2 separate regions of the Mus musculus genome follow, and region 1 is linked to region 2. The links are chromatin loops, found by intact Hi-C in ENCODE. Cell type or tissue: left cerebral cortex. All regions are shown on one strand. Each heading gives the region's core, and the rest is flanking DNA. Links, peaks and the distances in the headings are about the cores only.

The links. A loop is a pair of places that touch in the nucleus more often than their neighbours do. Peaks named below come from ENCODE experiments on the same cell type or tissue, not always from the same donor. Only the 100,000 strongest peaks of a DNase experiment are listed, where the experiment ranks them.
Region 1: a loop joins it to region 2, with 3 times the contacts of the local background. A loop is called at or near these places in 3 of 42 quality-filtered maps.

What each region holds. Positions count from the first base shown.
Region 1 is chr13:57,272,196-57,288,715 of GRCm38, reverse strand. It overlaps 1700072F12Rik (a long non-coding RNA gene), which reads right to left and starts at 6,353. Exons shown (of 2, transcript XR_873502.1): 1 at 6,309-6,353; 2 at 5,450-6,086. It also overlaps the pseudogene Gm48176. In left cerebral cortex, for the core only: CTCF peaks have their summits at 7,053 (motif pointing left) and 9,910 (motif pointing right); DNase peaks (open chromatin) are centred at 5,824, 6,652 and 7,031.
Region 2 is chr13:57,468,823-57,485,342 of GRCm38, reverse strand. The region is part of intron 7 of Spock1 (sparc/osteonectin, cwcv and kazal-like domains proteoglycan 1); the gene reads left to right. Among named protein-coding and RNA genes, the nearest start is that of Gm33240, 33 kb to the right of the region's middle. In left cerebral cortex, for the core only: a CTCF peak has its summit at 8,466 (motif pointing left); a DNase peak (open chromatin) is centred at 8,448.

The DNA.
Region 1 (16,520 bases), core at 3,335-11,334, 200 kb after region 2:
CACAGAAGAAACTGTAGAGTTATTCAAATATGTGAGATTGTGGTGGGGGGAGGAGGTGTTTGAAGAGGGTCATTTGTGAATCACATGAAACAGTATGTGTAGATTTATTTTACAATTAAAATGATTTATTTCATGGTTATATCTAGGTGTGAGTGAAACTCTTTGATCCCACTGGAGAATATAATGTTTTCTTGCCTCTGCGTTTGCCACTAAAATCCCTTCTTATTAAAACATGTTTCTGCAGAACTTTCTCTTGTTAAATTCTCGACATGTGATTCAATATCGGGGAGTCTTGTAAAAATGTTAACTGAATTGTCTGCTTCCTGCTTTTCCCTGTATTTATTACCACTCCCATTTTAAACACTTGCTAAACTCCTCGAATTATTTCTTCAGAATTATTTATTTTGTTTTATATGTATAAGTGTTTAGTATGTATAAGTTATGTATAAGATACACCTGTGTATCGTGTGTGTGCAGTGCCTGCAGAGGCCATAAGAAGGTACTGGATCCCTTGGAACTGGGATGACAGAGGGTTGCCATGTAGGTGCTGGGGATGGAGCCTAGGTCCTCTGCAAAGCAGGAAGTGCTCTTAGCTGCTGCATCACTTCTCTAGCCTCTAATTATTAAATATATTTTTTTAAAAAGCATATTATTGTAGCATTAAATTGAATTTTGGCAATTTCTATCTTTAGTGATTCCCACACAGATGTAGCCCTCCCCTCTTATCCCACAGGTCATGGGTAATCAGTCAGGCTTCCTCTCTGGCTTAGACTGTAATCTTTTTATTCTAGTTAACCATGCGTGCATGTCTGTTTCTGTTTCATGGAGACCATGTTTCTTAGTATTCTATTAAGTAACAAACGAATTTACTGACCCTTTTTTCTGTAGTTCATTATCTTTAAAGGCTTTCTGTTTTGGTTTGGTTTGGTTTGGTTTGGTTTTTGTATATTTAACATCTACTCACCAACCCTGTAGAACACAAGATAGATCCCATGGATGTTTTGCCTTGAATGAGGAACGCAAGCTTTCTCCAGCCCCCAATAGTCCTATATATGTTATCTCTGCTTTGCCTGTGTGAGTTTATGTGCACCATGTACATGCAAGTACCCACAGGGGCCAGGTGGTTTCAGATTCCCTGGAGCTGGGGTTACAGGTGGTTATAAGCAGTTTGATATGGATGAACACCACCCAGGCTCTTAACTGGAGTGGTCAGAAGTGTTAACCATGGAGCCATCTCCTGTGCCCAGTTTTATTAGTATCTCTATTATTTGTTTGTTTGTTTGTTTATTTATTTATTTATTTATTTTATGTATATGAGTACACTGTAGCTGTCTTCAGACACACCAGAAGAGGGCATCAGATCCCATCAGAGATGGTTGTGAGCCACCATGTGGTTGCTGGGAATTGAACTCAGGACCTCTGGAAGAGCAGTCAGTGCCCTTAACCACTGAGCCATCTCTCCAGCCCTTAGTATCTCTGTCTTTTATTTAAAGTATTCACTTCTTTCTTCTTCCCTTTTCAGCACCAAGTTCTCAAACATTTTTCTTACCAGGCTGTATTCCTCCACAGCAAGACAGGAGACCCATGTGTAGCAGCATCTTCATCTATGTCTCTAATTTATAAAACACAGATTATCATCAGTTTCTAATGCAGTGGGTAGCCATGCTTAATTATTTTTTACATCATTTCCCACTAATGTGTTTAGGGGAAGTGATTATTGGAGATGTGTTTGAAACACTAGAACTGCCATTTGGGAGACAGATGGTTCATGGTAACGCAAGAGCCACATCGATCAGCAGGAAAATGGAATTCTACTCTATGTGGAATGCAGGTGGGTGGGGACCCATGTTTGTGCATGTGCACAATTCCTCCTGTGGTGAAAGCTGTTAGTGGCCATGGTTCCATATGTGAACACAGGGTCAGTATACAGAGTTTAATATTGAAGCAAACAACACACATTGCAAAGTATCAGACTCCATGGATTTCTGCATGAACAATGTTTCCTTTCCAGACTTCAAGGTGGCACAGCCACTCGGAAGCCATTGCTCTCTTAGAAACATTCAGCCTATAGAAAGTTGGCAATTGTATTTCAGTGATAATCATTTCTACGACTGGAGGCAGAAACAGAAGTTGTTGACAGAGGCATAGGTATCCAGATCTATTCCCATTTCCCTTCTATGTCCAATGGTCTTCCATTTCTCTTCTTCCATATGACAAACCTGATTGATCACTAGTTCAGTCTGTCAGCTTTTGTCTAGCATACATGAGCGGTGTGCAGCCTGGTACCTGATTGAAGGTGATAGTGCAGGCAAGGATGTATCCAGCAGGGATGAGTGCAACAATGTATCCGAGACCTTGCAAGGGGGTGGTGAAGGATCTTACAACCCATCCCTGACAACCCAGGGTGTCATCCTGAGAGGAGTGGCAGTTTGAGTCTAGACTGCTCCAAGAGCTATACTCCCATCTTTGTAACTCAAGCAGCTACCTTACAAACTCAGCTTAGCTCAGTAAGAGCTAAGCCTGCTAGGTGCCCTGCACTGTACAAGACAGCCATTGTAACTATGAGGAAAGAGTCATAGTAGTATCAGATGGGATGGAGAGGTGGCTCCATGGTTGAGAGCATTTGCAGAGGACCTGGGTTCAGAGCCCAGCATCTACATGATGGCTCACAACTACTTCTAACTCCAGCCCCAAGGGATTCCATGTACTTTTCTGACCTCCAAAGGCTCCTGCATGCCCGTAGCGCACACACACTCACTCAGGAAAAAAAAAATGCTGATATACAGAAATAAAAGTAACTAAATATTTTTAAAAGAAAAATAGCATGAAACCATGTCACTGTGGTGCCACTAGCGAAGTGGACAAAGTGCTTAAGAATGAACTTAACCAAAGGAAGAAATGCCTTCTAGAAAGCGGACCTTGAAATATCAAAGAAATCACAAACTGAAAGAAAACCCTTTTAAGTTCATGGATTGGAAGAACTAATCTTGCTTAAAAATGTTCATTTATCAGAAATAATTCAGAGATTCGATGAATCCCTCATCGAAGTACCAATGTCATTCCTTCCAGAGCTGGACAAAACAACTCTAAAATTGGAATACAAACACAAACCCCTGGATTAGTGTCTTAGTTATGGATTCATTGCCGTGAACAGACACCGTGACAAATGGCTCTTAGAAAAGACAACATTTAATAGGAGCTGGCTTACAGTTTAAGAAGTTCAGTCCATTATCATCATGGTGGGGAGCATGGCAGGGTACAGGCTTACATGTCGCTGGAGGAGCTAGGAGTTCTACATCTTCATCTGAAGGCAGCAGCCAAGATGAGACTGTCTTCTGCAGGCAGCCAGGAGGAGGCTCCCTCCCCCACTGGGCGGAACCTAAGCATAGGAGGTCTCAAAGCTTGTCACAGTGACGAACTTCCTTCAACAAGGCCATGCCTCCTCCAATAAGGCCATGCCTCCTCGTGGTGCCATTCTGTATGGCCAAGCATTCAAAGACATAAATCTATGTGAGCCAAACCTATTCAAAGCATCACAAATGGCCAAAGCAATCTTGAGCCCAGAGAAAAAGGAGGGAGCATCATGGCCTCACTGCAGAATATACTGCAAAGTTGCAGCCATTGAAGCAACAGGGCATAGGCACCAAAAGAGAGACAGGAGCAGGTGAGAAAGAACGGAGACTGCAGAAACCCACACATCCACAGACATTTCCCGGCAAAGAAACAAAAACACACATCGAAGAAAACAACGCCTTCAGGAAATGGTGCCGAGCGAACCGGATGCATGTGAAGACCACAGGCCCTTGACTCTTCTCCACTCCACATGAAGTCAACTCAAGCAGGATCAAAACCCAACCATCAGACAGGAAATTCCAAAACGATTTAAAGAAGACACGGGTGTGACGTTTATAAAAGATGCTCTAGGCTGTGGTCTCTAGGGAGAACCTCAAAAGGACTCGAGGAAAAAACTGAAAGTGAAACCTGACAGATACGAGGAACTAAAAGAGCCGTGGACTGAAAAGACAGCGATCAATGGCCTAACGAGACAGTCCACCACGGCATGGGAAGCTATTAGGCTGCTCTTAACCTGGCAGAGTGTTAAAAAATCTAGAATATTGAGAATTTGCAGGGTTTAGCAAGAAAAGAGCTTAGTAATCTAATTTTAAAATGAGATGACAGGAATAGATGTACCTCAAAAGAAGAAACTCAAACCGCCCATGAATGCACAGAAAAGATTCAGGGGCATTAACCATCTATTAGTGTTAGCCATCGCCCCAAGTCAAATGGCAATTACAAAAAATAACAAATCGATACATTCTAAGAAGGATGTGTAGAAAGGGAAATGTCGTGGCCAGTAATGGGAATAGGAATTAGGATGGCTGTTCCAGGGAGTGGCATAGGAGTTCTTCCAAACACTAGTAATAGATCTCCATAATAGATTAGCACAGATCACAATAGGTTTGTGCTTCAGCTACACCACTCATAGATACACACTTAAAGGCTATAAAATCACATACCGACGAGATAGCCACACACTCACAGTTATCGCCATACTCTGTAATAGCTGAATCAGCCTGGGTGGCCACCAGCACATGAGGAGGTAAAATACAGAGTCAAAAAGAATGAAATTCAGTCATCCCCAGCGCCATGGCCAGGAGTAGAACATATCATGTTACATGGAATAGGTAGCTCAGCCAGCACAGAAAGGCTGAAAGGTTCCTGTTCTCTTTCGCTTCCCGGGGTCAAAGAAAAAATGTCAACTGTTAACAGAATAGGAAAGGCAGAGGGGGAAGAAAGGTATGAAATGGAAGGTTGAATTTGATCACTGCATACTAGTTACACACATGTAAATATCACACCAAATCTCATTAATGTGTACAATTCAACATGTTAATTGATTTTTAAAAAGAAACAAGATTTCTAAGACTCTGGACACAAAGTCTCACACCAGTGTACTCTGTGAGTCCACACTCCCATGCCAGAAAAAGAGGAGGGTGGAGGATGATCACAGGGAGGAGGGTGGCAGGGAGGACCATCATAGGGAGGAGGGTGACAGGGAGAATTATCATAGGGAAAAGAGAGGCAGGAAGGACTGTCACAGGGAGGAGGGTGGCAGGGAGTACCATCACAGGGAGGAAGGTGGCAGGGAGGATCATCATAGGGAGGAGGGTGGCAGGGAGGACAGTCCCAGGAAGCTAAGAGGGTGAAGAGATTCTGAGGAGCTGTGGGCAGATGTGTGTTATTTACTTCTGTCAAAGACTGCTAGGCAGGCACTCAAGCATAATCTTATACACAATCAAGCACACACACACACACACACACACACACACACACACACAGAGAGAGAGAGAGACAAAGAGAGAGAGAGAGAGAGAGAGAGAGAGAGAGAGAGATGGGCACACAGGATGCACAGAGGTGGGCACACTGACCTAGAGCCACACACCCACTCTGCCCTCAAGGCCATGTTTATACAGAATGACACGAATGTGTCTGAAAAAAAATTAGATAGCATTTGAAATCACTCTGTACTTTGGGCTTCCCCAGACATTAGGTATCAGCTAACTTGTGCTGACTCTTGGCCCCAAATTGTCCACTGCTAGTCACAATTTAGCTGATTTGTCCCACCTATCCATATCAGTGCCATGTTGTCTAACTATAGCCTGGGCCTTGTGTTCTTCTGTTTTCCACACTACCCGTCTCCGGATTTTCAAGCCTTTAGCTTTAGACTGGCTGGCGTCTGTGGTTCCTTCCGGGCTCTGCTTCTTTGAAGAATTCTGGTAGATCACACATGGAGATTTAGGGAGGGTGTGAGTGAGAAGCGACCTGTTAATTGGCTTTTGAAGAATGACTAAGACCATGCTAGCTCCGAGGGTGGGAAAGTTAGCTCGGAGAAACGGTGAAGAACGGGTATAGCAGAGAGCTCCGTGGGGCCTGGAGAGCAGAATAGAGCAGCAGAGCGCAGAGAGCTCAGAGTCCACCTTGCAGGGAGGGCACCTTGTCCAGTCTGCGCTGCCGTGGCAGCTTGAGAAGCTGGGAAGTTCTTGGTGTCAGTAGACTCACTCCCTGGTTCCACACAGCATCTTCTGCTGCAAACCCCCGGGCGGGGGGAGGGGGGGATGTAACACTGTATCACACAGAAGACTGGGGACGGAGGGATTTTTCTCTCCCAGTCCCTTTGTATAACAGTATCAATCTACGCACAAGGGCAGGGCCGGCCTGTGTGAACTGAATACCTCCCACCAGGCCCCAGCTCTTAAAGTTCATGCCTGAGACTTGTCCAGCGCACAGATTTTGGAGGGGCCACTCACACGGCAGCAGAAGATGAGCGCTCCTGGGCCATAGCAGCAGCGCGGGTGTCAGGAAGCAGGGCGTGGCGCCTGTCAGGTAGCACCAGGAGAGGCTCGACTGTGAGGTCAGCATTGGACCAAAACACAAGGAAGGCCTTTGTTCTCCCACACGGAGCCACGAGTGCGTCTCGGGAAAGGGATGAGATGGGTTTAGTCCCATTCATTCATCCCGGATGCAGTAGCAGTAGAGGCTGAGGTGAGCATGGGAATTGAAGTGGTGCAGAGAACATCATTAAGGAAGCTATGGCCGTGGACCAGGCAGGGAGGGGCAACTTTAGAGAGCATAAGCAAGCCTTCTGCCTGAGCTAATGTGACCATACATCAACAGTTCCCACAGAACAAAGTGTACAAACGTGCAGAGCTTCTTCGTGACCTTTATCGACTCCTGGCTCTATTAAACTCTGAAAGGAAAATGTGAATTTGGCCTTATATCCATGGGAGTGAGTGTGACGTTAACATACCCACCTAAAACAATTCAATGTCTTTTTAAATCATGGCCCCACATTCATTTTAAAACACAATTGTTCACTTGTGTGGATAAATCATGCAGAAAGAAACCCAATGAGTCTCATTGGAAAAGCGCTCTGTACATGGGCTACTAGTTTAATATTCCTTCAGCGGACAGCCCCTGCCCCTAAGAGGAACCATCTCAAAACCTGACTGTGCCTGATTGTTTCTGAAGTAGAGTAAGGCCCACAGTGCCCCCTGCTGGCAACTTGGAGATATAGCTTCATTGAGAGCTTTTTTTGTTGTTAGTTTTTGACTAAATGAAATGGTTGTTAATGTTAGTTTTCTCTATATGGAGATTGAAATAAATGAATCGCTTGGGAGCAATGGTTGCTGTTGAAATGGGGGATCAAGAAGGAAGCTACTTTTGGTTGGACAACGTAAAGGAGACAGGTGAAGTATTAAGCAAAAGAAATGCAAAGGCTAAACTTGGTATCTAAAATTAGGTTGTGTCAACACAACATACACACACGAACACACAGGCACATACACTCACACACACACACATGCGCGCGCATGTGCACGCACACGACCCCAAAAACATCACATGCCTGTGCTCACCCAGGAGGCCTTTATAAGCACTGGATGTAACAACACAGCTGGAACATGTGCTGTTGGCAGAGGCTCGAGTTTCCTCATGTAAATGCTAAAATTCTCTTATGGGAGTGTATGTGGCATACATTGTACAGAGAGGATTGCTAGAAAATATCAAGAATTGTAAACAAGGTTACAGACCTTTGACCTAACATTCATCCTTTCAGAATCTATCCTAAGAGGTAGAGAACCAAAGTGTGTAAGTGGTGTGTATATAAAAGATTCTCAGGCTAAGTGGATGACTCAGTGACTAAGAGGGCTTGCAGAACAAACACAAGGACCTGAGTTCAAATCTTTCCTAAATAAAAACGAGGCATGGCTTCATGTGCCTGGTACCCCAGCACTGGGAAAACACTTAGGAGGATGACGGGAGTTTGCTGGCCAGCACACAGAGTCAAACCTCAGACTATAGGTTCTTTGGCGAGAAATCCTGTCTCAAAAGAACAAAGTGAAAAGTGACTGAAGGGATGCCAATGTCCTCTGCTGGCTTCCTTGTGCATGCCCGAGAGTGTGCACATGTATACACACATGCATACACCATACCTACAATGCAAAGGCACTCAGTAGCAAGAATGGAAGCTGTAAGTGATCCCAGTTGACCATCCCAACATAGAGAAAACACCTAAATTAAGTTGTTGCATCTATAATGGTGCTACTTAAAGACAAAGTTTCTAGAGGGTTCCAATTAGGTCAAAACATGTAGGATGTTAAAAGAAAAGGTCAGCCGGGTGTGGTGGTCCACGCCTTTAATCCCAGCACTCGGGAGGCAGAGGCAGGCAGATTTCTGAGTTCGAGGCCAGCCTGATCTACAAAGTGAGTTCCAGGACAGCCAAGGCTGTCCAGAGAAACCCTGTCTCGAAAATAAAAAACAAAAACAAAAAACAAAAAACAAACAACAACAGAAAGAAAGAAAGAAAGAAAGAAAGGAAGGAAGGAAGGAAGGAAGGAAGGAAGGAAGGAAGGAAGAAAGAAAGAAAGAAAGAAAGAAAGAAAGAAAGAAAGAAAGGAAGAAAGAAAGAAAAGGCCATATGTGCCAAATTTACTAGAGACCTGTGGAAACAAGGAGAAAAATCTTTGCAACCTTAGATAAAATATTTTAAAAAAGCAAATAATGTTCGATGGCAAGGAGGTGACTAAGCTACCTCAGTAAACTTCTGATAGAGATTAAGGTGTTTGAAGTCACTTTAAAATCTTTTAGAAGTCTTTTTTTTTTTAAACTTTTCAATGTGTGTATTATTTTATTTGGGGATGCTTACTCCAGAAAATGGTTGATTATGTACGCCCAAAATGAGAATAAGGATTGTCACCAACACACACTGGGAGCCAGGTTATTATCACTTAGTGATTATTGGTTGTGTCCTAGGTACCTTGGCAAGCACTCAGAGGCTAGCAAACACTGCTCAGCTCTCAAAGCACTGGCCAGCAGCTGTCATGATTAAATGAGGATGCTGACACCAGAAATGTCTGTGTGTGACTTCATTCCCCACAAACTGCCATGGGAAAGGTCAGAAACACCAAAGAGTCACCAATGAACACTTAAGAACCACCCACTCTGACAGCGACATCTGGGACACACTACAGGCATTCCATAACTCTCGAGCAAAACAAATTCATGAAATACTCTACAATGCTCCCAGCCTCAACAGTGGGGTCAGCCAGTCCCACTCACAAGGCTGCTGAAGTGGAAGAGAGGTCGGTGGAAAATGGAAAAGAAGTCTGGTGTTAGCCTGTTCTAATCCGACTGTACCAGCCACCAGACAGGAACTCAGTCAGTTACTCCCCATCTAATAAGGTTGGAAAATGAACAAGCCAGTTTCAAACAAGATATACACTTAGTAAGAGGTAGTGTTCTCTTTTTATCTTTAACTGACAAATAAGGTTGTGTGTACTAATCCCCTACACGTAACCTTTAAAATAAGTACACAGCACAGCCTGATGAAACCCAGCTCCCACTCTACAAAACAACTCACGTACTTGTCAGGTTTTTGTAATACAGAAATCTAAAACTACAGGCAATTTTCAGCGGAGGAGATGGCTTAGTAGGCAAACAAGCAAGGGGACCTAAGTTTAAATCCCCAGGACACATGTCAAAGCCGAGCACAGTGGCTCTCATCTACAATCCCAGAGAGACAGCTAGGCCCTGGCACTCGCTGGCCTTGGAGCTCCAGAATCACTGAGAGACCCTGATGAGTGATCGAGGAAGACGTGCCACAGTGACCTCTCACCTCCATACAGGCACACGCAAACATGACCCTGCACTCTTGCATGCACATGTGCACACATACCACGGACACCACCATACATACACACACAGTTAGCAACTTTCCAAAAGAACAATAGTCACTCTTGAGTGCATTTATGCTAGGTGAAGATTTATGTCTTTCAATCAACTGTATAGTTCCCCCCAAAGGTTATTCTTTAAAAGATTTTTGCAAAGCTTTCTGATGCCATGATCCCCACACACAAAAGGTTAAGTTGACCGCTAGATGGCGGTAGCATCAGGTTCCATTCAGTGAGCACCTAGGTAAGCCATGCTTATCTTCAAACTTCACAGCCCACTGACAGCAGCACAGGGAAGCACAACTCTACTCCATTTGGGGATGCCTCTAAAACCAAAGAACAAACTTCATGTGAGCTGCAACATTAGCAGTCCCCAAATTAGAAACAGCCAGTGGTCAGGGCTGGAAAGATGGCTCAAGGGTGAAGGTTACCAGGTGCTCTCACAGAGGACCCGGATCTGAGCCCCAGCATCCACATGGCATCTTATAACCATCTGAAAATTCCGAAAGGAATTCAATGCCTGCCTCTGGCCCCGTAGGCACACAGGTGGTGCACAGATATACATAGCCAAAATGCTCATATACAGAAGATAAAATTTAAAATACAGAGGAAATATCCTGTCATTACTTGACATGATCACAGGGGAGTGACTTGAACATTCCCTTCCTCTGCCACCCAGTTCAGTTACAAGACACCCAAACACCCAGCTTGTGGGAGCCTTCCTGTGGGAATCTGGTCTGGAAAAAAAAAAGTGGGGGTCATTATTTTCCTTGGAAAAGTTGTCACTGTATATGCGTATCAGCCACCAATCAGTCCCTAGCCCCAAGAGGTTTCCTTGATTAGAGGACTAGGGTGGCCAAACGACAGGAAGCAGTTCCTCCACCTCCCCAGGTTCCCAAATCACAGAAGAGGCAGCCAGCAGCACATTAGCTTCCTGCCCCCACATCAGGCATCACAGGGACTGCCGGGCCCCCAGCTCTTAAAAGAACGCCAGGCCCGAGTCATCAAACATGCCTAATTGTGTTGTTATTCCAGAAGCACAGCAAATTAGAACAATAAAAAGCAAAAATTAAAATCTCTTAAGTACTACTCAGAAGAAGAGAATTTCTTTTTGTCAGGTATGGTCTGACAAATTTATTTAATATAATCAGAATCCTAAAAGAAATGCTATTTGGTAGCTTGGTATTTCTACCTAATTGTAGCTTTTCAAGTCAAAACATTTACTTTCACGGTTTTTATGTTTGCAGTAATATAATAAATTAAGCCATCTCCCCCCACACACACACCAAGAAAACTGTGGAGTTTATTTTGTGTTAGCCAACTGCTCCTGAGCATGGAGCCTGCCCTGGGGTGGTTGATATGCCCGCCATGGAAGAAAATGGATTTTCCTTAGACTGTATCACCTGCAGAAGGCTTCTTGATGAGGGGGTGGGACTTTGGGTTCATTTCCATTCATTCTCTGTGCTGAGATTTTTGTCTGGTTTGAACTGGTGCCGGTCTTGTGCACCGCTGTCAATCTTTGTGAGTTTGTTACCTGCCCTGCTGTTTTCTTGGAGTCATCCACCATCCCAATAAAGAAATGAAAACTCAAATATCTTTCCGTGTCCACTAGAGGTCACAGTTTTCAGTTTCTCTCACCCTAGCCAAGGTCCTTAGAGGAGAACATTCAGAAACCAGATTAGCAGGCAAGGCACCAACCCAGTCACAAAACCTTTCAATCTGCCAAAACCTACCATCTGCCTTGCCTGCAAGAGGCGCTGGGGCAGTGATGTCACAGAACTTGTGGGAGTGGCCAACCAATGACTAATCTAATTCGAGGCCCATGTCACAAAAGGAAGCCCATGCCCCACACTGCCTGGATAACCAGGAATCGGAGGCTGAAGAGCCCAGAGACCTCTGGTTTCTCCAGTTAATTTTGTGCATCAATTTTTGCAACAATCTTATTCATGCTGGTCTCCAATACCTTTTCTCCCTCGTCACCGTTTCTGCAAGAATATTGTGAACCTTGTCTATACGAAATAATAAACCCAGTTCACAGACATTTTCAAAAATAACATTTGTCTAATGTCGACACAAACAGATATAAAATGTCAAGTTCACTTTCTTATGAATCTACACAGAAGACAATAATGTCTAGAAATCAGTTTGTTGTGGCAGAGCCTCCAGTTGATAACCCTCCTGCGTAATTACACACATTCTCATTGCGTATCTCCTAGTGATTTGCTGTTGGCTCATCTTAACTATAGGGCGGGTAGAACTGGGAGATCCAAGGCTTCCTGTGGTTGCTGAAGGTGAGACTGACCTTGATCATGGCTGGTCAGCACTGACCTGGTGGGGACTGGGGCCAGGGTGGGCTTGCGAGCCTTGAGTCTCACCTTCAGGAGACTGCTGCTGCTTTCCTACTGCCCCCTCTAAACCACCTTTTGTTTCTCCCTTAGACATTTTCCATTTTCCCTGTTGCAGATGATACCGTCTTTAACATTTTCATAGCTAAGTCTTTCTACCTTTCTGTATACCTTCAATTACTTCATCTTTATACTATGGAGTAAAATTCCCCAGATTGCGTTGTTTATATATGCATGCATCTGAGTTTATGTATATGCTTCGTAAGCATGGGGGATGCAGAAGAAGTCAGAAAGGCACATAGGATCCTCTGGAACTGAGGTTCTGGGTGGTTTTGAACTCCAGTGAGCTGTGGGAAACTGCAGGTCCGCTGCTAAAGACTCTTCCCTGCGAAGCAACACTTTTGGTTACATTGTTTCCTGCTAAGCCACACCTCCAGCCTTCGGTTACATTGTTTCATGACTATTGGTTACATGCGCATTGCTGGGCAACGTAGTATGGCTTAAGGAAAAGCAAGTGCAGCCTAAGAAGGTCTTGTTAGGCAGCTGCAACCACTGCGCAGATCAAGAGACCGCAGGCCACCAGCAACTCATATCCCCAAGCCCCTGACACTGCTCTTCCTGCTCCAAAGCAGAGTTGCTATCCCAGCATCTAAGAGCACGGATGAGTTCTCCTGGGCCCGCACCTTGTCACATCTGGTGCCTCGTGACTCACACTTGGAGTCTGACGTCTTTCATGCCATAGTCTGTTTTTGAGATGTGGCACGTGACTGTTGATGTGCATTTCCATGACATCTAGCTGGCGTTCCTGTGTGAAAATGCCATGAGGACATACAAGGTTTTAACATTTTCTTAATCTCATGAGAAATAAAGAGAGGTGCATGTATTTCCGCGTCTTTTGGTATAGACATTTCAATTTTTCTGCATACACACATACACGTTCTAGATGGTGCTAGGCACTTTATCTAAGTGGATGTGCCAGTGTGCACTTCTGCCTTTAGTGTGTGACATTTCTATCCCCTGGCCTCTTTAATAAAATAGTCATTTCCACCTCAGCAAGTGTGGTAGTGGGAAAGTAGAACCATACTGTGATTTCAGTTCTCACTGGGTGTCTTTCTGTTAGGTGTCTCTAGCAAGGCCCGTCTCAGACTGTTTATCTACCTTCTCTGAGTTGTTTTTCTTATGAATTTTAAAGATGTAGATATGAGAACTGCACTGTTCATACACACTGCAGACATGTCTTCTTCACACTTTATGGCTTATCATTTTACCCCACCCCCAACCCCCATGGCATGTTTGACAAACCTAAGTTCACAATTTTATTTTTTAAATGCCTTATTTATTTGCATGCCACACGTGTGCGGTGTCTTCAGAGTCCAGAAGAGGGTGTTGGAGTCTCTGGAGCTGGAGTTCCAGGCTGTGGTGAGCTGCCTAGCGTTGGAGGTGAAGACCAAAGTTGTACCCTCTGCAAGAGCTGCAAGTTTCCCTAACTTCTGCACCCTCTCTCCAGCCTCCGGAATCCATAATCTTAATGAAGAACTATTTATCAAGAATTTTATTACAGAGCATATTTTATTCTACTTTCTCTCGTTTCACAGATTGAAAATACTAAATCACCGGAGGGCTGTCAGATGCTGAGATTTAAATGTGAGCATTTGACTCCAGAGCCCAAATCCCTAAATGGTAGGCTATATTACATTTTTAAAAATCTTTAAACATATTTGATGAGAGTTTCATACATAATCCATCTAAAGTATATGTTTTCTTTTTATTGGCATATATTCATTGTGCATGGTGATGGGTTTCATAAAGTAATCTCCTTCAAGTGCGGCTTGTATTCCAAGCATCCCCCAGTTCCCCTTTCTCTTCTCTTCCTTTGCTTCTACTTGTCTCCTCTCTTGCTATGTGTGCTGTGTGTAAGTGTGTGCTTATATATGTGTGTTTGTGTATGTGTTTGTATGTGTGCTTGTGTCTATGTGTTTGTGTATGTGTTTCTGTGTGTGTTTGTATGCATATGTGTATGTTTGTGTGTGTGTTTGTATGAATGTGTGTATATTTGTGTGTGTTTGTATGTTTTTGTGTGTGTATGTTTGTATGTGTGTGTTTGTATGAATGTGTGTATATTTGTGTGTTTGTATGTTTTTGTATGTTTGTGTGTGTGTTTGTATGAATGTGTGCATATTTGTGTATGTGTTTGTATGTTTTGTGTGTGTATGTTTGTGAATGTATGTGTGTTTCTGTGTGTGTTTCTATGCATATGTGTGTATATTTGTGTGTGTACTGTGCGTGTGTATGTACATGTGGTTCTATGTATCTAAAACACCCTAGGATCCACAAATAAGAGAAAACCAACCTAGTATTTGTTCCTTTGAGCCTTGCTTATCTTGCTTAATGATTACCAATTACAAGAGTTTTCAACAATGACATAATTTCATTCTAGTTATTTATGAGTGAATAAAGCTCTAGTACACATATTCACATATACATACACATATATAATTATAGATATGTATGTGTACATGTAATCTATACATATTTATTATCAGTTTCCTTATCCATGCATGTTGATGGACACCTAGGCAGACTCTAAAGTCTGGCTAATTATGAACAGTGTGCAATAAACATGGATAAGCAGGTGTTCCTGTGGTATACTGGCTCAGAATCCCTCAGGCATGTACCCAGAAGTTGCAAAGAAGGGTTATATGACAGTTCTTATTTTCAGTTTTTTCTTAGGAATCTCCATACCAATTCCACAGTAGCTAAACTAATTTACACTCTTACCAGCAGTGAATGGGGCTGCCTTCTCCCTGGGGCATCCCACAGGATTCATTTGTTTTCATTAGGATGCTCTCAGGGAAGTTCTCATTTACATGCCCCTGCCGGCTACAGACACTGAGCACCCAGAAGCACCTGGTGAAGACTCATTTCTTCAGTGTTACTATGTTTCATTTTCCCACAAATTGCGGGGTTGGGGGGGGGGGAGTCTAAATCTTGTGAGTCTATTCCTTTTCCTACTGCCCCTGCTGTTTTGAGCCGGTTGTCCAGGCCTGCAACTCAGGCACGTCCATGTTTTAGTTAAACTTTTCTGGCTATATTTAGCTCTTTACTCTTCATATAAATTTTATGTTTATCAACTTCCATAAGATGTATGCAATCAATATATTTCTAAGGTTGCATCATAGATGTATGTAAATCAAATTGAAATAACTCCTTTGAATTGTGATGTTTTCTAAATAGAGGTCTTATATATCTTTCATTACAATCTTATCTAATTTATATCTGCATTGCTGTTGTGAGTATGTTAAGACATTTGACTGCCTAACTATTTATGGGATGCTTGTAGAAATGGAAGGAACAGTGGGCTACCGACCCTGCGTCCTGTAATCACCATGGGGTCGCTTACACCCAGTCATTCACCAGCATGTTATCTACATGCCAGAGTTTTAATCTCTTCCTCTCAAACCTTTATGGCTTCGCTTCTTTATCGTCCTGTATTTTCTAGTCTAGGATTCTCAGTAAATTTCATGTAAACATTTAGATATTTGAATAATAAGGTTCTCTTTGAGATGTGAGAAACTTAAGTGAATGAATTTTATATTTTGAAAACATCATGTGATTTTTTTTGTTCTGTGCATAATAATGTGATAAATCACACTGATTACTTTGAAAATATTCAAGATTCTTGAGCCGCTGTTTGACTGATAGACACACACAAACATATACACACACCCAGAGAGAGACAGACCGAGTGAGAGAAAGAGAGAGAGAGAGAGAGAGAGAGAGAGAGAGAGAGAGAGAGAGGGAATTTAAACAAATGTAAGCAAATAGAAACAAGTTACATTTATTTCACTGTAGTTATAATATATATAAAATGTTATAAACTGCACATACTATATATTACATGAACGTATATAACATGTATTATAATACATAATACATAAATTTATATTTACATAAACCTTGCTAGATTCTGTTTACTGACATTTGCTGGTCCATTCTGCAATGGACATAAGATACTACTAGGGCTATGGTTTACTGACATTTGCTGGTCCATTCTGCAATGGAATTAAGATACTAGGGCTATGGTTTCTCTCATTTTGCAACATTCTCCTCAAGCTAGAGATTTACAAGAAGAATTGGGCCAGGTTTCCTCTTTTTCTATCATCAGGAAGGATCTATGTGTGCTGACATTATTACTTCTTTAAATGTAATGATTTACCAGTATCTTACACTTCATGGACTAAGATTTTAATGGTCAATATAATTAAGTAGAGCCTGAAATCTTCTGACATCAGTTTTGATGAGCTATGTTGGCTATTTCTTCTAAAGTTTCAGCTGTATTCACTGTAACATAAACTATATGGTAAACTGGCTAGCATGACTGACTCAAGTGTCCTCTGATACCCACTGTCCCGCTTGGGTCAAACAGCTCAGAGCAGTAGAAACTGAA
Region 2 (16,520 bases), core at 3,960-11,959:
GGTGGTCTTGGCACTGGGAGGTGAAGAGTCTCAGCTCGGGCTGAGTGAAAATTATTCATGTGTCAAGGGAGGGCTGTGCACAGGATGTGGCACCGGGACCAGAAACCTCATGCTAAGAAGATGCTCAGCCACCCAGGACAGACCTGAGGGCATCTGCCACCAGTCCCGGGTCACCGTTCCTCCATGTCATGGCTAATGCCCCACAGCTTTCCCTGTGTACACTCTTTTCTTAGTGTGCCTCCTTTCTCCATCCGACCTGTCTTCTTTCTGCAGGAGGGGTTCTCTCCTGGGATCTAGCTTCTTAGAAGGAGGGCCATCCTGCACCTCCCACAATGGTTCTCCACGGGGAACTGACAGGCCCTAAGGCTGGGAGCCATGCAGGCTGACAGGCTGCACCGTGTTCCTAAGGTGGCATGCTTCCGAGCTGTGCTTTCCCCTTCTCCTCATTCAGTAGAAGAAGTCACAGCTCAGGCACCTGCAGAAATAGCACCACAGTGGCCTGATTTAGATTCAGGTGCTAACTCGCGCAAGCGGCGGCAGATCCATGCTTGCCACATCAGGGCCAGAGGAGTTGCTTATGGCTTCAGTGATGGGGAATCAGTATGGGTTCTGGGGGAGGGAAACTTAAAGCTCGGACAGTGCCAATCCCAGGCCCAGAGGGAAAACTACTGGCAGGCATCCGTCTGTCCTTCCCACCCCTGCCAGGGCTTTGCAGGCTTGCACCTGGGGCCCTCTGGACCTTGGGCACATGTCCTTTCTGCTCTCTGACTTTTCTCCCGATCCGGCTTTGTCAGCTGGAGAAGGCAGCTGCTGTTAACTACAGCCTCATCCATGCCAGCCCTGGCCGAGGCACCAGCTCTGCAGTGCCTTTCTCAGCCATTGATCAGCTATCACCAGGCGGGGCTTTTGTGGGCCGATTATTCCCCTAAACACAGCCTAATACTTCTCCGGAGCACCACAAGCCTGCCTTTAATCTCTAACTGTTACCTACCTAGTGTTGTGACCGGATGAATCGTTTAGCTTCCCTGACCCGGCTACAGTTCTTTCAGCTCTGAGGTGGATGCAATGGCAATGCTTAGCCCATGAAGTGTGGCAACAGGGGAGGCCTGTGAGGAAGTCCATGCAGAACTTGGAGCTGAGCAACCATGCAGCCATTTCACCTGCCGTGGTAGCTGTTAGGGCCAGGTCTGGGCCAGAATGCTTGCCTGACTGAGAGAAAATGAAAATGTGCAATACGTACAAAATGACAGAGAGAGAGGGAGGGAGAAGAAGAGAGAAGAGAGAAATTCCCAGTGTGCCTTTGCCTTGCCCACAGTAGCATTGTTCTCTATGGAAACAAGTGAAGCAAAAGCCAGGAAATGCCAGTTCCCAGGCTTGCAGCTGGCCCTTCCACTGGATGATAAACCAAGGCTCAGGGCTAAGCCATTTTCACATCAGCATGGTATTTCCTGCTGGAGTCCTAAGCCCTAGGTGCCATCTGCATGGGCTAATGGATCCACACCAATAGCCAGCTACTCACGGGGACTGGTCGCCCTGCCACAGTGAGTACCACTTCTTGAGTCACCTTAAGGGCACTCATTGAAGTCATTTGTTGAAATGTCCATTCTGGGTTTGTCCCTGCTAAGGACTCGTCAATGGTATCCGTCCTGATGGAGATCATGCACCCTCGTGTCTTAGTTAGGGTTTCATTGCTGTGAAGAGACGTCATGATCACTGCAGTGCTTATAAAGGAAAACATTTAACTGGGGCTGGCTTACAGTGTCAGAGGTTCCATCCATTACTGTCATGTGGGAAGCATGGCAGCACACAGGCAGACATGATGCTGGAGAGGTAGCTGAGAGCTCTATATCTGAATAGGCAGGCAACGGGAAGAGAGGTGACCCTGGGGCTGGTTTGAGCTTATGAAACCTCAAATCCCACCCCCAGTGACATAGTTTCTCCAATAAGACTACACCGCTGCACCAACTCCTACAAGGCCCTAGTTCCCAATGACTGTCATATTCAAACCACCACATTCCACTCCCTGGCTCCCTCAGGCTTGTAACCAGATCATAACGCCGAAAACATTCAGCACAATTTCAAAAGTCCTTATAGTCTATCATGGTCTGAACAGCATTGAAAAGCCCCAAGTTCAAAGTCTCCTGTGACCCACACACACAGACTCTTTTTTTTTTTTTTTTTTTTTTTTTTTTTTTTTTTTTTTGGTTTTTCGAGACAGGGTTTCTCTTTATAGCTCTGGCTGTCCTGGAACTCACTTTGTAGACCAGGCTGGTCTCGAACTCAGAAATCCACCTGCCTCTGCCTCCCGAGTGCTGGGATTAAAGGCGTGCGCCACCACACCCGGCCACACACAGACTCTTAACTGTAACCACCTGTACAATCAAAATGAAAGGGCAGATCACATACTTCCTACGTACAGAGACACGGGATATAATCACCATTGCAAACAGGAGGAAAGGGAGGAGAGTGAGGAAACACTGGATCAAAGCAAGACGGAAAACCAGCTGGGCAGACTCCAAACTCTGCATCTCCACGTCTGATGTTACAGGGCTCTTCACATCTCTAACTCCTTTCAGCTTGCAACACACTTCTTTCTCATGTCTTGGCTCCACTCCCTGTCAGCAACTTCCCTTGGTTTCCTTAGCTGGTTACCCATGGCTCTGGCATCTCCAACATTTTGGGGTCTCCAAGGTAACCCAGGCTTCACCTTCACAGCTTCACAACGGCCTCTCTAGGCCTCCATGCAAGGACACCCCTGCCCCCACACCTGGCCTCAGTGGCTTCCCTTAGTCACAAAGGGAGATACCATAACCCATCTCCTGTATCCTTGACTCTAAAGCCAGAACTACATGGTCAAAGCTGCCAAGTTCTACTGCTTGCTGGAGCTGGACCATGGCCCCCTGTTCAAATACACTTTCATCAGCTTTCTGGTTTTTGATGGTCTCCTTCACTATCTAAGCTTGGCTGTCCTGGAACTCACTCTGTAGATCAGACTGGCCTTGAACTCAGAGATCCGCTATCCTCTGCCTTCAGAGTGCCAGGATGAAAGGTGTATGCCACCATGCCTGGCCCTAAGCTTTTCTTCCATTCCTTTTCACAGATTGGAAGCGTGGCTGGCTGGGTCTTGCTCTGAGGCCACGGCTCCCTTTATTCAGTTGAGCATCAGGGTTTTCTTTAAACCTTTTCCTGGTGCTCGTTTTCTCCTCAAACTGTACATTATGTGTCTTTCCTGGCTCGGCTTGCTCCTTCTCGTTACAGAGTTGCATAACACTGGCCGCTAATAACCAAGAAACACAGCCAATGCTAGGTTGTTTTGAAGTGCCCTCTGCCAAAGCTGTCAATCCATAACTCTTCAATTAGTTTCAGGCAGATTTTTGGACACGGGCAGAAAGCAGCCGTGCTTTTTACCAAGAACAGTCTGTAGGCCACATGAGAATACTCTTCTTCTCTGAAACCACTTGATCTAGGTCCCCTCAGTTCAAACGCCCTCAGCACCACTGTCTTCCATACTATTTCTAGGATGGCCCGTTAAGTCCCACATAAAGTGTCCAATTGCTTTTCTAGCAAAAAGTCTCAAGGCATTCTGTATTTCTACAAACAAAAGTATGATCCAGTTTATCACACCAATACCCCACCAAGTTCTGTCTTAGTTGGGGTTTTGTTGCTGTGACAAGACACGGTAATCACGGCAATCCTTACAAAGGACAACATTGAATTGGGGATGGCTTAGAGTTCAGTGGGTCAGTCCATTATCATCCCGGCAGGAAGCATGGCAGCAGGCAGGCAGACATGTTCTAGAAAGGTAACCGAGAGTTCTACTGCTGGATCTGCAGGCAGCAGGAAGACAGTGACAATTAGTTAGCCTGAGCATTAGAAGTCTCAAAGCCCAGTCCCGGTGACACATTTCCTCCCATAAGGCCACACCTACTTTAACAAGGCCCCTCCTCCCAATAGTGCCACTCTGGGTGAGCCTAATGAATGGGGGGCATTTTTATTCAAACCACTGCACCTTACCATATTCTCCACCTCATTTTAAAAATCCTTATGTCCCTCCATATTCCTTTGTGGCAGAGACCTACTATGTGCTAGCTTAAGCATAGGTGTCTGAGACAGCCTCCTTCCGGCTGAAGGAGGAACACAACTCATAAATGGTCACAGCCAGTGCATTTACCTGCTGTGCATTTGTCGAAATATAAGGACTGGCATGGGCTGACCTCTAAGGTTTCATGTCCTGACACTCAAGCTACCCCATCTTTCACACTTAGGATGGTGTCTCTTCACCAGGAGCTCCAGCCTTGCCTTCCCCTCGGCTTTTTTGACACTACACACATTTTCAACCTCAGATGCGACGTTCCTTCCCACCGGAAGCCCTTGACAAGATCAAAGTCAACCATCCTTTTCCCTCTAAGTGTGTCTTAGTTAGGGTTTTACTGCTGTGACCAGACACCATGACCAAGGCAGCTCCTATAAGGACAGCATTTAATTGGGGCTGGCTTACAGGTTCAGAGGTTCAGTCCATTATCATCAAAGCAGGAACATGACAGCATCCAGGCAGGCATGGTACAGGAGGAGCTGAGAGTTCTACATTTTTACCTGAGGGCTGCTAGCAGGATGCTGACTTCTAGGCAGCTAGGATTAGGGTCTTAAAGCCTACACCCACAGTGACACATCTACTTCAACCAGGCCATACCCACTCCAACCAGGCCACATCTACTTCAACAAGGCCACATCTACTCCAACAAGGCCATACCTACTCCAAGAAGGTCACTCCTACTCCAGCAGGGCCATACGTTCTAACAGTGCCACTCCCTGGGCAGAGCATTTACAAACCATCACATGATACCTTGCACTCATTCTATTTATCATTTATTTATTTATTCATTCATTCCATTTTATTGAAATTTAGACTCTTCTCCCATACAATATATTCTGATTACAGTTTCCCCTCCCTGACCCTTACTCCTCCCAGTTCCTCACCATCTATCCTACCCCCTCACCCTCAATCAGGATCCATTCCATTTTTGTCTCTCATCGGAAAAGAGCAGGGTCCTAGTAGATAACCAAACATAATGGAATAAAACATAGTAAGGTAAAACAAAACCCATCACATTGAAGTTGGACAAGGCAAGCCAGCAAAAGGAAAAGATCTCAAAAGAAGACCCAAGAACCAGAGACCCACTCATTCTCACACCCAGGACTGCCCTGAAAATGCTCAGCTGGAAGCCATAACACATACACAGAGGCCCCGCGTGTGCTGCTTCAGTCTCTGTGAGTTCATGAGACGTTTATTCCATTGATGTAGAGGGTCTTGTTTTCTTGGTCCTCCCTGTCCTCTGGCTCCTACACTCTTTGTGGGTTCTCGGAGATCTGACTTGGGACTTGATGGAGATGACTGGGGTTTGAGAGTCATCGGTAAGGGCTGAGTATTTCAAGGTCTCTGCTCAGTGTCTGGCTGTGAACCTCTGGGTTTGTTCCCATTGGCTGTGAGAGGGAGCTGCCCTGATGGTTGCTTAGCATCCATTCTTCACGTGTTTGTTACCTCGCATCTGTGGATCCTGTTTTATAATTGAAGTAAAGCCATCTAAAGTGTTTTGCTTTTGGGGAGCCTTGACGCTTAATTTTTATGTTTACATTAATACATATATTAATTTTAAAAATTACATATATGAAAAAAATTTTAAATAATTTCTGAAAGATGAGTTGTGTAACTTTATAAACAGTCATTTCTCAAAAGAAGTAGTACAAATGCCCAGGAAGTTTATATATTTAAAAATGCTGGGCCTGCAGAAATAGCTCAATGGCTAAGAACACTCACTGATCTTGCAGAGGATCTGAGTTTGATTCCCACTACCTACATAGCAGGTTCACTTCAGGGGATCTGATACCTTCTTTGGGCCTCCATGGGCACAAGGCACACACACAGACATGCATGTGAATGGAACCTCATACATATAAAATATAATATAGGTCTTGTTTTTTTTTTTTAATGGTCAGTCAGATTAGTTCTCAAATACAAATTGAAACCACAGGGAAATTTCATGTCTGGTCAGTTGTGAGGGCTGCGTTCAAGCAAACAAAAACCAACAGAAGATGGGTGAGCATGCTCAGACAAAGCACCTCTCACACCGGTATCAGGAACGTTTGCTTTTAAAGCGGTCAGGGTCTTTCTTGTTTATCCTCTTCTGCTCAGCAAATGTTTATGGGGTTCAACCACGCGCCACGTAGTTCCAGAGTCTTCAGGGTGTCGAAAGAGGTGAAAGCTGAAACTAGTAATAGTTCCCTTTGCTGAAGAGTACAACAGAGTGTCCGGATACGTTCTGAACTCTCCTCTGAGAGTTCACAAGAGCCAGCCTACCCTCTCTATGTTTGTTAATTGTCCTTTCTACTGTCATTGACATAACCTTCTTAGCTTTCAATATCACAAAAGAAAGGTTCTCTCTCTCTTTAATAAAATGTGGGTTTTGTGAACTTGATATTAGCCTCCCAAGTGCGGTCTTCTCTTTCCAAATAAATAAGGTCTGGAATTACAGAGCGTCCACAGTGGGGGCTGCAGTTACATGTTTACCACAGGGAATGCCTTAAATGGAATCACAACAAAGTAAGAGGCAGAGCGCAGCCCTTCTTGTTGTAACTGAATGCACCTTCAGGGTTCATGGGGAAAATGCTTGGGAAACAAGTTCCTTATTACTATGGCATATTATAATATTATTTTTGAGAAACTCTCCAGGAAGAATTAGAATTAAAAACATAACAAGCAGCTGCTATGCCTACCCAGTGGGGTGGATTCACATCCAGGGCAATGGCTTAAATACATTCATTCGCTGAATTCCATGTCTGCTGTGCTCCCCCAGCGAAGATCATGGGATGTCCAGTTTATGTAGAAGCTATAAAAGAAAGTCGTGACACCCAGATGTGAGCAGGGGCAGCTGCATCAGGGTGGAAGTCGGGGTCTGGGGTGTATGATCTGGTCCCCAGGATCAGCTCGTGTAGAGCTCTGGACACCTTGCTTCTCTGTCCACATCAGGGCAACTGTGTGGAGTGATAGAGCATCCTACATGGGTCCAAGAGGTTACTGTCACTTTAGTTTAGTGTGACTTATGTAGTTTCCCAGATAAAAATGATGAAATATTAACTATCAAGCATTTGAGAAGTGCAGATGGAGCACAGAGAAAAGAAAATGCAGACTCCATGGGTGTTTTAGTTTCTTGAGACAGGTTCTCCCTCTGCAGACGAGTCTGGCCTGGAACTCTCAATCCTTATGCCTCCCTTAGCTCTCTCAGTAGGAGAAGGTTCAGGGTGTGATGCTTATCTTTTAACGAAAGGTTCAAGTTCAGGAGATAGAAAGAGTTTGAGGGAAGAGAATCTCACCTACATGATGTAGGTTCCCAGCGCTTCAGCTATCCTCACCCATGATCCAAATCTAGTGACAAGGGCTGGGTTTCCCAGAAGATGCGGCAATCATGAAAGGGAATAGGGGTTTCATTTTTTTTAGAGTGAAGATTTTATTCATCCAATACATCCAATAGATATTTATTGAATGCCCACTGTGTGCCAGGCAGGGCCTAGACTCTGATATAGAGTCAGATGTACAACATCCACTCAGTAAACTTCTATGCAGTGAAAGAACAGATAATCTACTGTTTAAACAGTGCACAGGCCCATCTGTCTGGTCACTCCCCTTTGTTTCCCAGGACTCTCAGAAGTCTACACAGACTACCAAGAGGCAGCTACGGATAGACTAAGACCTGCTGGATGTCCTGTAGACTCTGGGCCACGTGGGTCTGGCTTTATAATTCAGTATAGGAGTATAGTCCTGCTGGTGAGGGCTCCCCAGAGAACTAGGCATTAATGGGAAAGAGGAAATCAGAAGGAGTGGAAAGGGGAGGGAGGGGTTGGGGAAATGGCTCCAGAGGTTGTCCAGGCTAATGCCTGGAGGCCACCTGTGGCTGAACAAACATCCAACATTATTCTGAAGGTGGACCTTCCTCAGGGGAGTCAGTTAGCAGGCACCCCCACCCACCACCCTAGTCACAAAAGGCTTTAAACCGATTAGCTAAGACCTACCTATTTATGGAAGGTAATCTTTATGTAATAGATTAATTTAGATGTTAATCTAACCTAAACCCTTTGCAGAAGCATCTAGAATAACATTTGACCAATTAATCTGAGTGCTATGGCCTTAGCCATATGGACAAATAAAACTAAACAAAGTCTTACCTCCCTCATTTGAGTTAAGTTTCCTTGGCCATTGAGTTCCCTGCAGGGAACCGCATCCCCAGCTCCCTTCCCTAGCGAATGCCTTCTCCAGTCAGGAGGGCACCAGGGAAGGGAAAGAAGTGCTACAGGCTTGGAGTAAGACATGCGATGGAAGCCTTGGCTCTGTCACCAGCCAATGCTAACCTCTCTGAAATGCAGTTTCTTCCTCAGTAGAACAGATCGGGCAATGTCTCTCAGCGCCCTCTAGTGTAGGCCACTCCTGTTTGAGGGTTCCTATTTGAGAGGTTCATCTCTGTTCCTCTTTGTCTTTAAGGACAGATTCTGTTGTTTTCTTTACCACTCTGTAAATTTAACAGTCCTTAGGGTAGAACAGATGGCTATGGGATATCTGTTGATTAAATATCGAATGAATTAATTCAGAGGGAGGGAGAGATGTAAGCAGAGGTGGCCGTGTGTCGCAGGTGGTTTAAGCGTAGAAGCACAGGGTTCTTATGCCCCATGGTTGTCAAGCTTTCTGTGACCTTTGCAGACATTAATCTCACTTGGGATGTCTCCAGTAGTGTGTGTGTAGAACACTATTCTCAACAAATTTTTTATAATAATATGATACCTTTGCACATAAACTGTGCAATATGTCTAATTATGAGAATTAGGATGCTCTGTGACAGATCTTTAAAGCTTAGTTATCTTGCTCGAATATAAAGGTTTATTTATTTATTATTGTATAAGTGTGCACCTGCTTGAGTTTATGTGCACCAAACGCACCCCCGCATATGCAGGATCCCACGGAGATCAGGAGAGGGCACCTGATCCTCTGGAACTGGATTGGATGGTTGTGAGCTTCCGTGGTGGGGACTGGGAACTAAACCTGGGTTTTCTGGAAGAGCAGCCAGTGCTCTTCACCACTGAGCCATCTCTCTAGCCCCCTGCCCTACTATAATTTAATGTTACCGCTTTCTCTCCTTCCCTCAGCACCTGGAAAGCCACTGCTATGTCCTATGATCATTTAAATATTTTTGGATAACTTCCTAAAAGTGGGATCATATCCCAGTTCTATTTCTAGCTTACGGTTTATGTCACACAGCGCCATGTCACTGAGGTTTGCCCGTGTTGTGGCTACATGGCAGAAGGTCCCCGCTTTTAAAAGTTGAATAGTATCCTGCTGTGCAGAGACCACATATTTTGTATCCATCCTTCAGTGGACACCGTAGGCTGCTACCTGGTGGAGATTGGACAGCATCGATCATGAGAAGGCTGTCATGGTTTGGATTCTGATTTCAGTTCTTGGGATAATTGCCCACCAGGGGAATTGCTGAGGCCAGTGGGAGTTGCCCCTAGTCTTATCTCAAGGCCCAGTAGAGGAGTGTGACCGATCATGAACTCAGTGGCTAGCCAGTTAGTTGCCTTGTGTGCTGCCTGCTTCCTGGCTCTCCTATTTGTCATGTGTATTTAATGTCTCCGTGGCTTGGGACTGTGCTCCGCAACCGGAAAAGACTTCTCACCATTAAGTGTCCAAACTGCTGGGCAGTGGTGTGGAGAGTGAGGAGGGTGCTTTGTCCCCTGTTCTGCCTGGGCCCTTGAGCACTGTGATGATCCAAAAGTTGATGCCTCTTTTATTCCAAAAGCCAGGAAACCTTCACTAATCGCACCGACGTTCTCAGATCCTAGTTTTAAATCAGTGTCGTATTTAACAAGAAATGAGCAGTCAGTTGTAACTTCTTTTTTTTTTTCAGCAAACTGATGCAATTTAGAGCTTATGGGATTTATCTGCCTAGCAGATCAGCAGCTGAACATAATTTTAATTACACCTGTCACCCTCGGCCGCACTAGCTCATTCTGAGCTAACCTTATCAGGGTAGTGGTGCCTACCACAGCCCAGTTTTGCTGTTGAAAAAGCCAAAGTTCCCTTCCTTGTCATTCAGAGAGCTCATTGGCATTTTAATTTCAGAGAGAAGCAGCCCTATTCATGTCAAGTGACTTCATGAAGCTACCAGGTTGCACCCCTGACTGAAAAACAAACAAACAAACAAACAAATTTCTATAGACTTTATGAACTAGCAAAAAGGGACTGAGTTAGCAAGCACTACTGCATTGACAATTGCTAATTAGGTCCAGCTTCACTGCATAGGTTCAGGCAGTTTACCACCTTTATCTCCCGTGTGCCATCGATTCATTGATTGCTAAAGACACTCAGTGTCTCTGGAAATGCTCATAAAGAAAGCTCAGCGGACTCCATGTTCGTCCGTTCCCGTGAGAGCAGACAGGTTAAAGGGTAGGACCTTTGTACCACTTAGGGTGACAGAATATTGGCAGATTTCCCCCTGTGACAGGAGGGTATTGAACGCGTCTGCAGGCCATGCTGCAGGACGAAAGGATGCCCCTTGAATACTTCGATCAGATAATCATCTTATAGATGCTGCCTTTTAGCTGTGGTCTGGTTTATGAGTCACTTGCATCCAAATCCTTTTGGAACATGACTTTTGGATTGCAGGCTTCTAAAACTACAGCAAGAGTTAGTCTGCCTTGCCCTGCCTTCAAATCTCTCCCTAGTAGCCGGCAACAACAACCCGCATCGTTTTATAGACTGACCCTATAGAGGCATGCAGACTGCTGACCACTAAGCAGGTCCTTCTGTTTCTATCGATATCGTCTTTTCCCATCACTCAGATGAGTCCCTGCCCTCCATTTAACCTATTGACCAGGCCTTCACCATGCTTAGGAAGGCTTTCTGGGTCCAGCAAGATTCTAAGAATGATATATGTCAGCACATTAACCCAATACGCATAGCAGCCCTGGGAGTTGGGCATTCATTTCACTCCTAAGGGGAGGAGCTAAGGCCTAAGGGACAGCCTGCTGCCTGGGTCACATGCTGGTAAGAGGCAGAGCCTGGAGTTGGACATAGTTCTGCACTTTAAGCTCTGCTCTCAGCCCCAGCCTGCACTGCTGGCCTCCTGCTGGTCAGGTTTTGCTGCCATGGAGCAGAAATAATTTTAAGGGTTGAGGAAAAGAGAAAAGCCTGAAAGGAAAGATGATGCCAATTCCCCCTCCCTCTCGCCCCCTAATGCAAGAGAGCTACAGCCACAGTGAGCTGCTCTCAGGGAGCATGTGCTTGCCCAATCCTACCTGGGTCTCATGAGGGGACCTGGAGAGAACCCGGCCAGCCAGATGTTGGCCTAGCAACACAGACTATGACATGGATCTAATACTATGTGTCACTTCCAGCAGACAATGAGCAAGAGGACTTTCAAGCGACATATCCAATGTCTGAAAAGCAGGCGACAGTAACTCACCATGTTTCCCTTAAAGAACCGCAAGTTCACAGTAGTTGACAAGCCATAGCTTGTTAGTACTATTGGGACTGCACTTACATACAGAGTGTCTGATAGGAGCCTGACATTGTATGTTGTCTTTGCTTTAGTTGCTATAAGCAGGGTCAAAGTTGCCATACTATATATTTAGTACAGTGTAACAGACCATCCCAGTCACACCATGATGACATTTCGTGTTGTTACCTCCCACTGTGGGCCTGGCAAGGATTTGCTTTGTAGGTTGCCTCTGGGGTCCTATAGGTAGGCACAGTCAGATGGTAGCTAAAGTGTCATTGAAATCCTTCTTAGGTATGGGTTTGGCGTTGATCCTAGTGGTCAGCTAGTATGTCAGCTAGGGCTGTTGTTGACTGGAGTACCTACTTATGATCCCTCCAGAGATTTCTCACAGCTTGACAGCTGGAATCCGAGAAGAGGATAGAGGTAGACCCCTTTAAATATCTAGACCCCAAATCACAGAATATCACATCTCCTACCACAGATCCCTGTCCAAACTCATGGAAAGGAAAGAGACTCAACCCCAGGCAAGGTGCAGAAAGGTCATACTACAGGGAAGAGAATGTTTACAGGGCTAGCTGGCAGTTTTTCCAAGAATGATTTTGTTTCTGGAGCTGACACATCTGCATGAAGCATTTCTGTTGTTACAGAGATCAGCTGTTCCCTTCTTGGGACATCTGGCATAGAACAAAAAACAATTCTGCATCTTGAGCAGTATCAATCAACAGAAGACATTTTTTTTCTTTGTCCCATGAAAACCCTGAGCAGTTTAGGCTAATTCCAGAGATATTGGGCACGGGCACAATGGTTATAGCTTGCTTGCATTCTGCTTTAAGACTTTCGTAGTTGATAGTCAGATATTCCCTCACCCTAGCCACACCCGTGAACGGTCATAGCCAGACCTACCTAATGAATAAACATTTTAGACTATGTATTATTTTTACATTGCTAGGATTGTTATTTCACAAAGAACAGCTACCTTTATTTTATTACATTTTAATTAATTAATTTGTGGAAGTGGGGAATGGGAGGGGGGTGAGGCAGACATTTGACAGGATAGGGGAGGAGGATTCCTGCAGGAGTCTGCTCTTCCCTTCCACCATGTGGGTCCCAGGAATAGGTTACCCGGCTTGGCGGCAAGCCCCTTTACCTGCTGAGCCATGGAACTGGCCCCTTCTTTTCTTAACTTGTGAAACTTGTATAAGGGTCAGACAGTAACAGTATAAAGAACTCCAGCAGCATAAAAGGATGGCCATGAGCTTTGAAGCTGGTTTTGTCTTCCCAACCACATTTGCTGTCTCCTGCTTTATGGCAGCCATTATCCTGACTTGCTTGTTTATTGATGCGTTAATTTTCCTTATAGTGTGATGTGTGCTTTCACCCCTCTGGAATCACGTTTAGCTTTTGTGTGCTAGACCATTTCCATGGTTGGAGCTACACTATATCTATCTTTCTCTCAGAGAGGCTGTCCCAAGACTTGCACGCATAATTACATGCAGATGGATCTCAGTCACGTTCACCGTTAGAGCAGAGTCAAGATTGAAATCGTCACACAGACTGTTTCTAGTGAATTTCCCTCTCCTTTCCTAAAGAGCTAACATGTCAGAATTCTCCCATCTCCCCTAATGCACACATGCAGACTTGTGTTAGGACATGACACATTCTTAGCATTGGAACTGTGGGCATGCTGGTGAATCATGGCCAACAGTGATTTTGTTTTTTGTCTTCTATGCTAACACATAAAAGTTATGGTGGTTTCTCATTCTCCTCTCACTTATATTTTGGTTGTCTGTCTTTGAACCCTGTTATCATTCTAATGTTAGTTTTGAAATGAAACTTGTCACCTCGTTTTGGACCCTGTGGTGCTATGAGCATCTTTTCTTATATTTGCTGGGGGTTTTGTTTGTTTGTTCTTTGTTTTTTGTTTGTTCTTTTTTGTTTTGTTTTGTTTGTTTGTTGTTTTGGTTGGGAATATTTTATTTGTTTGTTCTTTGTTTGTTGTTGTTGTTGTTGTTTTGTTTACTAAACTTTTGGCCAACGTGCTCATCGGTTCATGTATTGATCTACCTTTTCCTCATTCACTTGTAGGAAGCCTTCATCGGCACTGTCCACTCTCCCTGCTGGTGACTCCTGTTCTGGTTAAGTTATCATTTGGCATACAGAATTTGTTAGTTTTACCCTGCCACATTTCAGTCTCTGTGAGTTGAAACGTCTTCCCTAAGTCCAGGTCATAGGTCACCCTCAGTCCGTTTTCCTCTCCAGGCTCTATGACATTTTACTTAAGTGTGTGGCTTCCTGGGCTGACCTTTGTCAGGGCGCAGGGTTGAGAAATGCTTAGCTGTGGTGCCGGCCTCTTATTTTTCACCTTATTTGCATCTCGATTGAGATTTTAATTATTAGGAATCCTGATGCTGAAAGTGTGATGTTCTCTTGGCGTAGCCATAGCAACTCTCTTAGCATGTGCTTGGAGTTTTAATCTTCATCCCTTTGCTTTCTCTAGTTTATCCATTGATAGCAAATAACTAGACCTTGCTGTCTGTTTTCCACAATCATCATTTTAACTAAACACTCACCCGCCTCTTATTTTTCACCTTATTTGCATCTCGATTGAGATTTTAATTATTAGGAATCCTGATGCTGAAAGTGTGATGTTCTCTTGGCGTAGCCATAGCAACTCTCTTAGCATGTGCTTGGAGTTTTAATCTTCATCCCTTTGCTTTCTCTAGTTTATCCATTGATAGCAAATAACTAGACCTTGCTGTCTGTTTTCCACAATCATCATTTTAACTAAACACTCACCCCACGTTTCTCAGAATTCTACTCTTTGATGAGTAGTTTCTGCTTCTTATTTGCCTTCATTTTCCCTGCAAGTCCTCTTCTTGTCCCCTTTACTCATGTCTGATTATCTTATTCTAATTCCTGTTCATCTAATTCCAAGTTTTTCATCCTGTAATCACTTGAATTATAACTAGGTTTGGCCGTGTGGCTGTGAGCCTGAGGTTTCTACCCACAAGGCTCCTTGCTAAGTAGAGATTGGGACTTGGTGTTTTCCTTTGATGACTCTCTTTACTTTTTAACCCTTTGTTAGACTGCTGTTAACTCTCTGTATGTTAATTCTCTGCCGGCCCCCTGCCTTCTGTCTGGAAGTGTGTCCCATGGAAGTCCCTATAATGAGAGCTTGTCAAGCACGGTATCTGGTTCTGTAACTGCCTCCTCTTTTTCCCAGCCACTCTGACTGTAGTTTCGGGAAATATTGGAACATACTGATGATCTCCTGTGTGGCAGGGAAGAGACCAGAGGAGTTGAAATATAGACGGATAATAGTAAGGTTGTACTGTACAAATGCATCTCTATAGCAGTACAAAAACACGATTACCTTAATTTCAGAAGGGACACCAGCTAGGAGCAAGCTCATGAGTCCTGAGTTTGGAGAGTGAGACACTACTCTTAGCACACACTGTAATGTGTCCTCTTGTGCACAGGCCTCGAGAATCATGAGGAAGCACAATAAGAGACTCAAATTCCTCCCTAGATGTTGAAATCATCGGTTAAATTTGTTCTTCTATATTTGGAGTGTGAACTTCCTGCAAACAATATAATCGATATCATAATTAGAAACGAACTTTTGCTTCATAAATGACTGGAAGTGGAATTTGATTTTCAAGAGGGTTACATTATTTGGACTCACAGTATGTGTATAGCCATTATATTTTACTGTCTGCTAACTTTAATAGTGTACTGAATTATTTTATTATTATATCCATTCCCATTTGTAATTACTACTGAAGTCAATCACTTTTTTAATGTCCGTGTTTACTAGCCATTTATAATTCTTCTTGCTTTAGAGCACTTGGCCCTATCCACTGTCGATTTTTCAATTATATTCTTAATGGTTTTCTTATTGATTTGAGATAGCTCTTTATATATTAAGAATATTGACCCTGCCTTTTTGTTTTACATTGTTTTTCTACTTGTCTTTGACTATCGTTCACAATAACTTAATGTTTAATTTTTTTCTATTAAAAATTGATTCCACATGTATGTTGAAAAAGGACATGGATAGATATAAATAAGGTAAAACACACATTCCAAAAACACTCGAGTGCAAGTCTCAGTGACTCTGAGGCACAAAGAAGAAGTAAAATATCAGTCTCAATTAAGTTTTTCATGAACATGAGATTAACAAGAGGCAGGGAGCTTCGGAGTTTGTCACTTATGGGGGTGTGTTGCTGGCTTGTCTCATTGGGCGCTCTTGTGTGGGGTACAGGTGGCTGTCTGGCTAGCATGTCATTTTCCCCAGGTGAGGCTATGATTTTTCATTCTCTTGTCTGACATGCTTGGGAAAGAGGGTCAAAGTGGAGGGGAGGAGAAACAGCCCATCTATCTACAGGATGCAGATTTGCACAGCTCACACTGGGAGACAGCGCAGAGGCAGACCACTTCCCATAGCCGTTGAGGTCAGACTCTACCTGTTCTATCTTTCCTGCTACCTTAGCAATGCCCAGTCAGTCATGACTTACACAGAATGAAGAACACCTATTCTCTGAGGCTAGGGGGTGTCAGCTTGGACATTCCTGGCATACTAGATTGAACAAATCTGACTCATGTTTTCCCTCTGTTTTATGAGAGGCTTAGCAGTGTCCCTGGCCTCCACCAATCACCATCCATGCTGGGTTTTGTAACTGGCTTGATCTCACACAGGTCTTGTATAGGTAACCATAGCTGTTTTGACTTGTGTGTGCAGCAACCATATCATTTCAGAGCCATATGATTATTTTATTTGTGACAACCAAAAGTCCCTCTACATGCCCCCCACAGTGGCTGCTTGGCCTTGAATGGCCTAGGGGAGCAGGAGCAAGAAGCTGCTGTTAGACTTTGGGAATTCGAGTGCATTACAGTTTAAGTACGTTTCATGTTTTGGCGGGATGGCAGCTGATTGCCATAGTTCCATGGTGAGTCTGTCCCAAGGCTTTCCATGAA